2 separate regions of the Homo sapiens genome follow, and region 1 is linked to region 2. Evidence: chromatin contacts called from ENCODE Hi-C or POLR2A ChIA-PET data. All regions are on one chromosome and are shown on one strand. The core of a region is the stretch at or near the end of the contact, and the rest is flanking DNA. Distances in the headings are between cores, read along the strand shown.

What was found. Hi-C counts contacts between places; a loop is a spot of excess contacts on that map. ChIA-PET counts read pairs that join two places held with the same protein, here RNA polymerase II (POLR2A). Pooled maps may share reads with other maps.
Region 1: a loop to region 2 is called in a map of ascending aorta, with 8 times the contacts of the local background. The contact joins the promoter of IRF2 here to the promoter of WWC2 in region 2. A Hi-C loop is called at or near these places in 1 of 168 maps with a recorded cell type or tissue (ascending aorta) and 6 of 50 pooled maps. POLR2A ChIA-PET finds 5 or more read pairs at or near these places in 1 of 52 experiments (AG04450).

The regions. Positions count from the first base shown.
Region 1 is chr4:184,471,078-184,476,554 of GRCh38, reverse strand. IRF2 (interferon regulatory factor 2) reads left to right here and starts at 2,005. Exons shown (of 9, transcript NM_002199.4): 1 at 2,005-2,176. It overlaps IRF2-DT (IRF2 divergent transcript), which reads right to left and starts at 1,753. Exons shown (of 1, transcript NR_186573.1): 1 at 1-1,753. RefSeq lists enhancers at 967-1,296, 1,647-1,836 and silencers at 1,867-1,986, 2,797-2,846, 2,927-3,616, 3,677-3,746.
Region 2 is chr4:183,096,064-183,101,258 of GRCh38, reverse strand. WWC2 (WW and C2 domain containing 2) reads right to left here and starts at 2,002. Exons shown (of 23, transcript NM_024949.6): 1 at 1,637-2,002. The coding sequence starts at 1,767. It overlaps WWC2-AS2 (WWC2 antisense RNA 2), which reads left to right and starts at 2,060. Exons shown (of 1, transcript NR_024008.1): 1 at 2,060-4,238. RefSeq lists a silencer at 2,949-3,243 and enhancers at 2,949-3,243, 4,589-4,883.

The sequences.
Region 1 (5,477 bases), core at 756-3,255, 1.4 Mb before region 2:
GTACAGGAAAAAAAAAATGAATACTAGGTTTTTAACTTGTGTCCCGGGTTGGGTAAAGAATGACAACTATTCTATAGTTTGTATAGACTTTCCCTTAGTGGTCATTGCTATATGACATAAGAAAGTCAGTGCCTGGGCCAGGCACTGTCACAGGCCTGTAGTCCCAGCTACTTGGGAGGTTGAAGCAGGAGGATCGCTTAAGGCCAGGAGTTCAAGGTTACAGTAAGCTATGATAGCACAACCTGAGTGACAGAGCAAGACCCTCTCTTTTTTTTTTTTTTTTTTTTTTGAGACAGAGTTTCGCTCTTGTTGCCCAGGCTGGAGTGCAATGGCACAATCTCGGCTCACCACAACCTGCGCCTCCTGGGTTCAAGCAATTCTCCTGCCTCAGCCTCCCAAGTAGCTGGGATTAGAGGCATGCGCCACCAAACCTGGCTAATTTTGTATTTTTAGTAGAGATGGAGTTTCTCCATGTTGGTCAGGCTGGTCACAAACTCCCGACCTCAGGTGATCCTCCTGCCTTGGCCTCCCAAAATGCTGGGATTACAGGCATGAGCCACTGCACCCGGCCTACCCTGTCTCTTAAAAAAAAAAAAAAGTGAGTATTATAATAGAGGGGATAAGGAATAATGTGTATGTGAGGTCTATTTCTGAGACCAGAGCCACAAAACAGAATCCTGCACCTTAGCCATTTTCTTACCACACGCGTTTTCTTGGATACTTCCATTTTTCCAGTCTATATAATTCAATACTTCTGTGACAGAGAGGTGTTGGAGTTTTTTGTTTTGCTTTTGTTTTTTCGCAACTCTTTACATACAAACAGCTATGGTCTCCCAGGAAGGAACTTCCTCTGTTGAGTACAGAAGTCTGGGAAAAGACTGGTGAAATTGCATGCGAGGAAGAAACAGGTCTAACTAAATGTGAATCTATACTTTTAAAGCAAGGGACCACAAAGGGTAGGTCCCAAGGAAGTTGCATTGCTTGCTGCACTTGTCACACGGGCTGTACTTTCTTCTCTCATTTATTTCCATTTACAGCGTTGAAAACTGAGGCCTTAGGCTTTGGTTGAAAACCGAGGCCAAGGGTGACCAGCCAGTGAGTTAAGGAGGCCCCAGCCGAACTTTGCTGGAAGTGCTCCAGCATAAAGCCTCTCTCCAGAACCAGCCGCCACTGAGACGTCTTGAAGTCAAAGTAACTCACACCCTTGTCCACCTCGCCCTGCGGTGAAGAAACTTCGGTCGCACAGGCTCCAGAACTCATCTTGGCGTGGGCTGTGACTTACTGGGGGATGGGCCTCCTTTTCGTTCTAGCTCCTAAATGGAGCGGAGCGCCAGGTGGTGTCAGAGGGGGCGGCGGCCCCTCCAATGGTGGCACCCTCAGCCACGGATAAGGTTCCAATTAGGTAAGGACGCAAGTAATGCTGTCGTTTCGGCTGACTGCTCCTTTCATTCCTTGGAGGTGGTCGGTGTCACAAAACGAATTTTCATTTACTCTCAACAGTCACACCAGCCCTGCTAACTGGATGGTCGCAGCCCCGTGCCTTCGCCGGACGCCCTCCTGGAACCTTCAGGCCACCCTGAGGATGGAGACTCGGGTGCCCGCTCTCCTCCCCTACCGCCGCGGGCCTGCGCCCCCCGCCCCGGACCCCGACTCGGACGTTCTAGCCGCACGTGCGGGCGCCCCTGGGTGCGAGCCGCGGACTCACGAGCCGCTGCTTGTTGCTCCCGCCGCCGCGACCTGGGGAAGCGAAAATGAAATTGACTTTTCCGAGAAATGATGAAAGCGGCGCTGCCCGCCAATGAGCTGCTGCGGCGAACTTCCGCACCTCCCGGCCGGGCCGCTCGCGCCCTCCCTCCGCCTCCACCTCCCGGTTGCACAAGCTTGAAACAAACACTGGGGAGGAAGGGCGGAGGGAGGAGGGCGGAGAGGGGAGGCGAGGGAGGGAGCGCGGCCGGAGGAGGGCGGGGGGTGGGGGGATTTCCAGCCGCGGCTCTTCGCAGTTTCCTCTCCTTGTTTTGCTTTCGATCTGGACTGTTCTCAGGCAAGCCGGGGAGTAACTTTTAGTTTTGCTCCTGCGATTATTCAACTGACGGGCTTTCATTTCCATTTCACATACCCTAGCAACACTTATACCTTGCGGAATTGTATTGGTAGCGTGAAAAAAGCACACTGAGAGGTAACATTTTTCAAATAATAGTTGTGACTGTGTGTGTTTCTCTCGAGGGCATGTTTCTGGGGACTGTGGGGGGCCGTGTGTGTATGCGTGTCCTGATGCCTTGACACGATGTTTTGCAGACGGAAAATGCCGGGGTTCATAAATATTAATACTGATTTTTGGAGGAACAGTCGGCGCAATTATGGATCATCTGATTTTAGGGGAAGCAGGTTCTGCTGCTGTTGCTGCTGCTACTGGGGCTGCTGAGGCTGCGAGGAGGAGGAGGAGGAGGAGGTAGAGAGGGAGGAGGAGGAGGAGGTTGGTGGAGGTTTAATTTCACTTTTGGATTTGCAGATGCGGAGAGGTGGCTCCATGGACACAGACCTGCTGTGTGTGCTTCTGCGCCCCAGGTGTTGTGTGTGGGGGTGCAGGTCAGCTGGAGTCGGGCCTCATTTAAAACAAAATTGTGTGTATGTGCGTGTTTGTGTGTGCGCGCGTGTGTGTGTGTGCAGCCACCGCCGCCACCGGATCCGAAGGAGGGGAGCGGGTCCTTCTCGGTGCCCGCGGCGGCGCCTCTCCAGGCTGCCTCCAGCGTAAATAAGCAGGCACCGCTCCCCGGCCGGGAGGAGCGCCTCCAGCCACGGCCAGAGGAAACTTGCTGGGGCGCCCCGCGGCGGTCCAGGGGCTCGCCTGCCTGCCGGGCTCGGGGTCGGGTCGCGGGCGTCGGGTGCCAGCGGCCGGGGCGGGAGGGCGGGCTCGGAGCCGGGCCGGGCGCCGGGCCTGGCCGACGCGCCCTGCTTCCTGGGGGCTGGGCCGCCGCCGCCGCCGCTCAGAAGGGACGCCGCGTCCTCCTTCCCGCCGGCCAGCGCCCGGTCGGGCCCTGGGGCTTTGTCATTGCACTTGTCCCAGCGCGCCAGGGGCTCGGGCGGCGCGTCCCAGGAAGGCACCGTGCCGAGGGGTCAGCCGCCCGGGCCGCGGCCTAGCGCCGTGCGCCCCCGGGTCCCCGCAGGCGCCCCCGGCCGGCCTCGCGCGCTGGGCCTGACCCGCCTCGGCTACGGAGCGGGCGAGGTGGGGGCGGGGAGCCTCCGGGGACCGAGCGGCGCAGTGGGGGCCGGCGTCCCCTCGGGGTCCCGGGGCGCGGGCCGCGGCGGGGTGGGGACGCGAGTGCCCGCCCCGTGCCCTCCGACCCGGCTCCGGGCGCCGGGTGACATTCGCCCGCTGGCCGAACATGGTTGGTGCAAAGCCGCGGCGGCCGCCACTTCCTTTCCGCCTCGCCGGTAGGGCTCGCCCACCGAGTGAAGCCGGCCGCGGCCAATCGCGGCGCCCGCCTGCTCCCAGTGGCACGGCCTGGGGGCCGGCGTCCGCCGGGGCTGGGGAAGCCGTTCCAAGTTCCAAGGGTCGCGGGTGTAACTCATGCCCCTCCCAGCACGCGCCGGCGTCTCCCCTTGGCCCCCGGTCTGGGTGCGTTTGCCACCCTCTCCTCCTTGTTCCCTAAGAAGCGGGGGAGGGGAAGGAGGCGGGCAGCCTGGGCAGGGCGCCAGAGCCGTGGTCGGGCACCAGGTGAAACGCCCGGGTCAGTCTGTGTAGGCCGGACCCTTGGCGCTCGGCTGCGGATGTGATCCCGGGGACTGGCGGCCGAGGTAGCTCAGAAGAGCGAGGTGGCTTTCGCTCGTTTCTGACCCGCTACTGTCTGAAACTTGGGGACATATTGCCCGCCCCCTCCCTCTTCAACCTCCTCCCTCCGGTTGCTCCTTGTCCTTGGTTATGGAAGGAAAAAACTCAGTTGTTCTAAATGAGGAAAAGTGGTGCTGGCATTCGTCTTCAGCCACCGGCCTCCTTATGGCTGTGACTCGGTCTGCTTTTGATGAATGGCCAGGAGGTATGGAGGATAGTTAGATTTCCTGTTGTGGATTTTCAGGCATCACCGAGACTGCTGTCAAGCCTGCAGTCATTTACTAGTTTTCATATCGACTGCAGGTTCTCTTTGAGCAGTTCAGTTTTTGGTGCTTAAGGGCAGGTGCACAACGGGGTCTGGGGTTAGACCAGGCGGTGGATAGTCTTGATGCTAGGCAGATGCAGTTATCCCTACCAGGCCCAGAGGGTGACTCTGTTTAACTTCACCACGCACGCAGATTCAGGATTCTCTGATTTCCCCAACTTTCCTTTATTCTTCTTTTAGTGGGAGAAGGGGCAAAAGTAGAAACCTAAAAAATCCTGGGAAAAGGAGCCTTTTCTGAGGAAACTTCAGCAGATGAAATATTTAAGACTTGAACTGGGATCTCTAGGGGGAACGTTGGAACATCTATTGATTGATGTGTCAAAGTCCGGAATTTCACTGTAATTAGTGAACGATTATAACTTGTAACTTTGTCTGTTATGTAAGAAATTACATTTTGGTCTCTTAGATCCAAGAGTTCTTGTCTGTTACGATTTGTAACTGCTTGTTAAAATTAAACATTTACATATTTCATTCTCAGTGAGTTGTCATTTTTTTGTTAGAGAAAGTTCCAGTTATTTCAGATTTACTTACCTGTAAAAATGTCAGCATAATCAAAAGTAAGGATCTGTAGTCAAACTGGAAGCAAATTATGGCAAACACATGCGTGCCATGAAGTTCTGACAGCCTTATGAACAATGGTCCCACTTTTATCCCACTTTCTGAAACACTTTATTAGGCAAATAGTGCACCAGAGCAAAAGATGTTTAAACTTACTGGAAAAATAGACACTTTGGATGCTCCACATTTGATGTGCATCAATTTTCTCATGTTACCAACGATGTTATATTTTTATTCTTAACATCATCTCGTACAAAACTGTTGTTTTTAGAGCATTTTCACATAATATCCTTTTGATAGTGAAAAACCACTGTACTCTATCTAAATGGAGTATCTGGGTTATAGTTCCCTTATCTGCCTTATACCAAAAAGGGCTTAACGCAGACAAGAGAATTTATGTACACACTCAATAAATATCCTTAGAACATCTATTATAAGCCAGACACAGTGCTAGCCTCTGTATACTCAACTGACAGCGAGAAAGACAGCATCTTTACACTAGGTTGTGTTCTGGTGAGTGAGCTGACCATTAACAACAAAAAATATAGTTATTACCTTTTGGGGTTAGCTGTAAGGAGGATAATAATAATTTTTAACTATATCTCGTAAGTGTTGCTTTCATGAACAATTGAGATACTGTATATGAAAGAACATTGCATAAATTATGGCAGTCTACAAATGTGTAAGGCATTAACTTTCAAAATTATATCAGATTATTCTTAGTGTAAAAAGGCCAGATAATCATGACTGGATTAGACACTATCT
Region 2 (5,195 bases), core at 753-3,252:
TCTTGTAATCCTTTCCGGTAAACACAACTGAGATAATATAGTAAAGCATGTAAACCGAAGAAGAGAACCTAGAATGCCTAAATATTTCAAGAATTTATTGTTATTTCAATTACCTGAAACTCCAAGTATCAGAAAGCAGAAAGAATTACCACACAACTGTAAAAGTCAAATATTTATACAGGTGCCTTAAAAGCCGCAGTTGGGTGCACACCATCAGCACTGACATTTACTATCTGTTAAGTAGTTTCAAAGTGCAATAGCATAAGTCAAATAACTGGCTTGGAGCGTGAAGTTTATGACAACAACTAGCACGTCTGGAGACACTGGGAAGGTGTGATGCCTGTCACAATTTTCATCAGGCCAGCAACAGGCAGCCAGGCTGCGGCAAGACCGAACCTCAGCACAGGTGCCTTTTCTCATTTCAGGAGGGAAACCTAGGCCCGTAGCTTCACGGATAATTGAACAAGGATTGTTCCATAAATTTATAATGTTATTTATAACTTTCTTGTAATTGCCTTTTAGTAGCTTTCAAAAACAACATTTTTAGGGCAAAAGTAACTGAGATTATAAAGTAGTTAGGTATTTCAGCTTCAAATTGAGAAAAGGGAAAATGTTAAATAGGAGAAGCACCTAAAAAGTATATAAAGCCCAAAGGGCCACATTCAATAAAGTTATAATTTTCAGAAATGACAAAAGTCCAAATGTCGAAGTTATCCCTGGTGGCACGTTATTTAAATTTACAATTAGGAATATCTCCTTAATGGATAATTTACAAATTTATAATTAGGAATACCTCCTATTATTCTTACAATAATTCTAAGAAATTTTAAGGGTAAAAAAAATATGGGACACAGAAACATTTGTGAACCTTCAGTTCCTGAACCAATTTAAAAAACAAAAAACAAAGAAACCAGGCTAAGCTCAAATCAGAGTGCCTCAATACCCAACGTTAATTTCACTACATCTCCCTTCCAAACACAATATGCCTGTTCCCGATCTGGGAGTCGGTTCAAGTTTTCAGGTGAAGACTAACGACAGACAGCGAAACCCCCAAACGCGCGTTTTTAAACTCTGAGGGGCAAAGTCAGTCACACCCACTAGCAGGGCCCGGCGGGGGGCGGGAGCCCCTTCCCAGCTCGGGACCTCCGGCCAGTCTGGGCGCCCCCGCCAAGAGCTCGCAGCCCAGGCTCCCGCGCCAAGGACGGCCTGAGGGATGCCACAGGTGGCCCGGAGGGCTCGTTCCCCAACTGGCAGTGAGGCCCTAGCCCACCCCCGCCGCCCAGAGGCCGAAGGTGTCCTGCAGCCTCCACGTGGGCACCTCGAAGCCTAGGGAAGTTCCTAACAGGGCTCAGGTGGCCCCTCGGGTCCGTTAGCCTGGCGCGCGGCGTCGGCCCGGGGCAGCGACTCCAGCCTTGCCTCGGGGCCGGGTCCCCGGAGGGGCGTCGGGAAGCCGGTGGGCGGAGGAGCCCGGGTACGGGCGGCTCCTCGGCCCCGCCGGAGCAGCCAGCCCCACATCCCTCCCGGGACCCCTCGGGGCACCGCGGGCCGGCGCCGCCCCAGCCCCCCGCGCGGCCGGGTCTCCGGGACAACAGCCGCCGTGTCCGAACGGGCCCGCGCCCCCGCGGCCGGCGCCCACCTGTCCCGGGGGTCGATCCAGCTGGTCCTCCTGGTGTTGTGGTCAATGTAGAAGACCTTGCCGTCGTAGTCCCTGGCCTCCTCCCAGCCCCGGGGCAGCGGCAGCTGACCGCTCCCGGCCCTCCTAGGCATGGTCGGCGGCCTCGCCGGCGAGCGGCGCCTCCATAGGTACCGGGCGCGGGACGCGGCGGGAACGCGGCTGCCGGGCTAGGCTGCCAACCCGCGACGCGGGCGCCGGCGAGGGGCTGAGGGGCGCAGGGCGCGGGGCGCGGCGGAACCACGCGCGGGAGGTGCCTCAGGAAACGCTGTTCGCGGCCCCGCTGCGGATCAGTCCACCATGTCTGCGTCGGAGCCGGCGAGCGAACCCTCCTCCCCCTCGCCGCCGCTGCCTCCGCCTCTTCCTCCTCCTCCGCCCCGTCCCCCTCTGGCCGCCGAGGGTCGCGGCGCCCAGGCTGCCGGAGCCGCCGCCGTCTGGGCTCGGATCCGGGAAGCTGCGGCGCTGCCGCGGCAGCGGCGGGCCCCTCATTTGCATGCGATTAGCATGCGCCCGCCCGCCTCATCTGCATGCGCATTCCTCGCGCCGCATTCCTGAGCTTAACCCCGCCGCTGCCGGCGTCGCCGCACCAGCTCGGACGCACTGCCCCGCGGGGCCGCGGCTCCAGGTGGGAGGAAGGCGGGCGAAGGAATGTGCGGCCAGCTCCCTCCCCTTGACCCCAGATAGCTCCCCTGGGCCAAACGCCGAGAGGTTTTAGAGTTTCTGGACGGGGAAGATTGCAAAAGTCTCCGCAACCTTCTCAACCTCTTTCGTCTTCTAGGGAAACCACAAAACTTTCGAGAGGAAAGGGGTGGCGGGCGGGGAGCTCTCCTCCGGAGAAAAAACCTCAACAAGCGGAGAGGGCACAAAGGCTCCCCACGCCGCGCCCCGAGCCCCTCCGGCACCCCAAGGGCGGTCCGGGGTGGTGGGAAAGCGCCAAGCCCTGGGAGTGCGTCGGTGGGTCCGGGACGGCGGGGCCTCCGCCAGGGCTCCTGGCCCTCGATGACCTCGGCTGAGACCGCGAGCCGCGCGGCGGAAAGCGGAGGAACTCCCGTCCGGCCCTGTAGCCGCCCGCACCGCGCCCCGTCACCCGCCGCCCCTTCGCGTCCGGGCGCTCCAGCCGCGGGGCCCCGGAAGCTCCTGGTCCCTGGCCTCCCCTGCTTGGTTCGGGGCGGTTGGCCGTGGACGCGCCCCGACTCTAGTCCCTTCCGTCCAGCCGCCCGCCCCAGGATGTCCCCCCACCGCAGCCCCGCCGTGGCCAGGAGGTGTGGGCGGCCACGCCGGAGGGACCCACGGCGGCGCCGGACGCCCGCCCTTCCTAGGCCCTGGCCCGGCCGGGGTGGGCCGGGACGTTCCCTGTTGCATAGGCATTTATTTATTCAGCAGCTACTACGTACGTGCTGGCCCGCACTGCCGAGGGACCGGACGCCTGCCCCAGGCGGGACAATGCCGGGTGCAGCGCTGGCGGGGCCTGGACGCCAAGCTTCAGGGTCCCCAGCCCCTCAGTCAGAGGGGGCGCCTCCCAGGCCCTGGACTCCTCTCCAGCCGGGTCTACACCACCGTCCCCCGTCATCTTCTTCTGGGTTACTGAGCAGCTTCTTTTAAAATAGCAACACCGAGGAAGGCCCCGAAGCCCAGTCTTGCACCTCGTGGTGTGAAGTCGTTTAATCCTGCCCGCTAATGCGTAAGGACTTTCCACCGTGTGCAGGACTCCGCGCTGGGCAGGGGCTCTCGCAGGGTTTGAACCGACCTCCGCCTCCCCTGCGGGTTCACAGGCCTGCGAGGAAGTCGCGTGAAGGAGATTCGCTACTGTGTGAGGCTGGCCTGCGCGGCGTGGGCAGTAGCTGTCCGGGGCTGGGGACAGCTTTCGGCTCCCCAGGCCATCCCGTCGGGGCATCTGCGGCCAATCTCGAAGGTGGAGAGGCTCAGGGTTGGAACAGACTTCACGGAAGGGGTCCTAGAAGAGGAAAGGGGTCGTGTTTGCCCTTAGAGCAGTCTGGGCGTGAAGCGGAAACTTTAAACCACCAGAAACTCTGGAGAGCTTGGAGCACCTGGGAAGGAGCAACCAGAGTGGGCCGGAGGTAGGGAAGGAAGGCACCCACGGCGAATTTGCCCGCTTTGACCGCATTTAGGGCGGCCGCTTGTGCAGCCAGCCTTCTGGAAGGTAGGCTTTGCGCTTGGTGAAGAGAAGCCCCCACCTCCGGATCTGTGTTCCGCCCCAGTCCATTCATCAGGAGGTGATCACACAAGTCAAGCTTCTCTAGTTCCCGGTGGAATGAGACGCCCTGGTGGGGTCTTAAGGTTGAACGTTTGAATACTGTAAAAAAGATGGGACCTGCCTACAATTAATCTCTCACACTACTGAGCGAATGTGCGTTGTTTTGGACTTCCCTAAATTGGCCCAAATGCATAGCCAACACTTGAATTGCGGTGTACTAACAACATCATTCAGCACCAAACCAAACCATTCTTATTTAAACCTTGCTTCCTAGCTTATTTATTTCCCAAACAACTTGAAAACATTTGTTATACTAAAATGTCTACATCTTACTATTAAAAAAAAAAAACCAAAGTAACACACTTTGCTGCTGCCGTAATTTTATGTCACTGAGATGAACTATTCTACAATACTTGTAATTTCAAATTTGTTAAACTTTCAGCTAAGTAGTTTTACCCAAATTCTAAAACCAGTGAGGAATCCAAAATAGCACGCAGCATTAAATGACGTTTATTGTTCCATAAATCTTCAGACTTCAAAAAGAAACGCTAAATAGACAAACAGAACTCTAAAGCAATTAAGAGACAAGCTCGCTGCTTCTTCCCCACTGACTGGCAAGGAAACATTTGGTCATACAAAAGCCATTAAAATGACGGAAAGGAGAGTTGCCACTCTCTAGCCTTTTTTGTTCTGATCAAGTTTGAACTCTGCTGTTCGGAGTTCACACAATTTACGTAGTAACAGACCTTCAGAGAATTCCTAACGGTCAAGACAATGAAATTGCATTTATATCTGTAAAAGGAAAAGAAACATGAAGATTATCCCCATTTTAGAGGTGGACACATTTAGATTTGATTTGAGCTCCAGATGATCCTTGGCAAAGAAAGATGATGCAATCCGGTGTACAGGACGCCATATTGCCCTAGCCTGGAACCGTGTTCTAGCCGCTGAAGAGCCTATTCTGTGGCTTTCAAAATGTTCTTTTCTCCTAGCTTTACGTTTTCTCTCCAGCGCTAAATCCGTGGGGATAAGCCACCATAAACAAAGCTCCCACTGTCAATGTCCTAATCTTGAGTGGCAGGAAAATTGGTAATATCAAAAATGGGAGTAGACAGTGAAAATTATTTTAAAAGATAATTCTATTATGTACAAATTTAAAAGATATCAGGTGGGCCGGGCGTGGTGGTTCACGCCTGTAATCTCAGCACTTTGGGAGGCTGAGGTGGGCGGATCACCTGAGGTCAGGGGTTCGAGACCAGCCCGGCCAACATGGCAAAACCCCGTCTGTGCTAAAAAATACAAAAATTA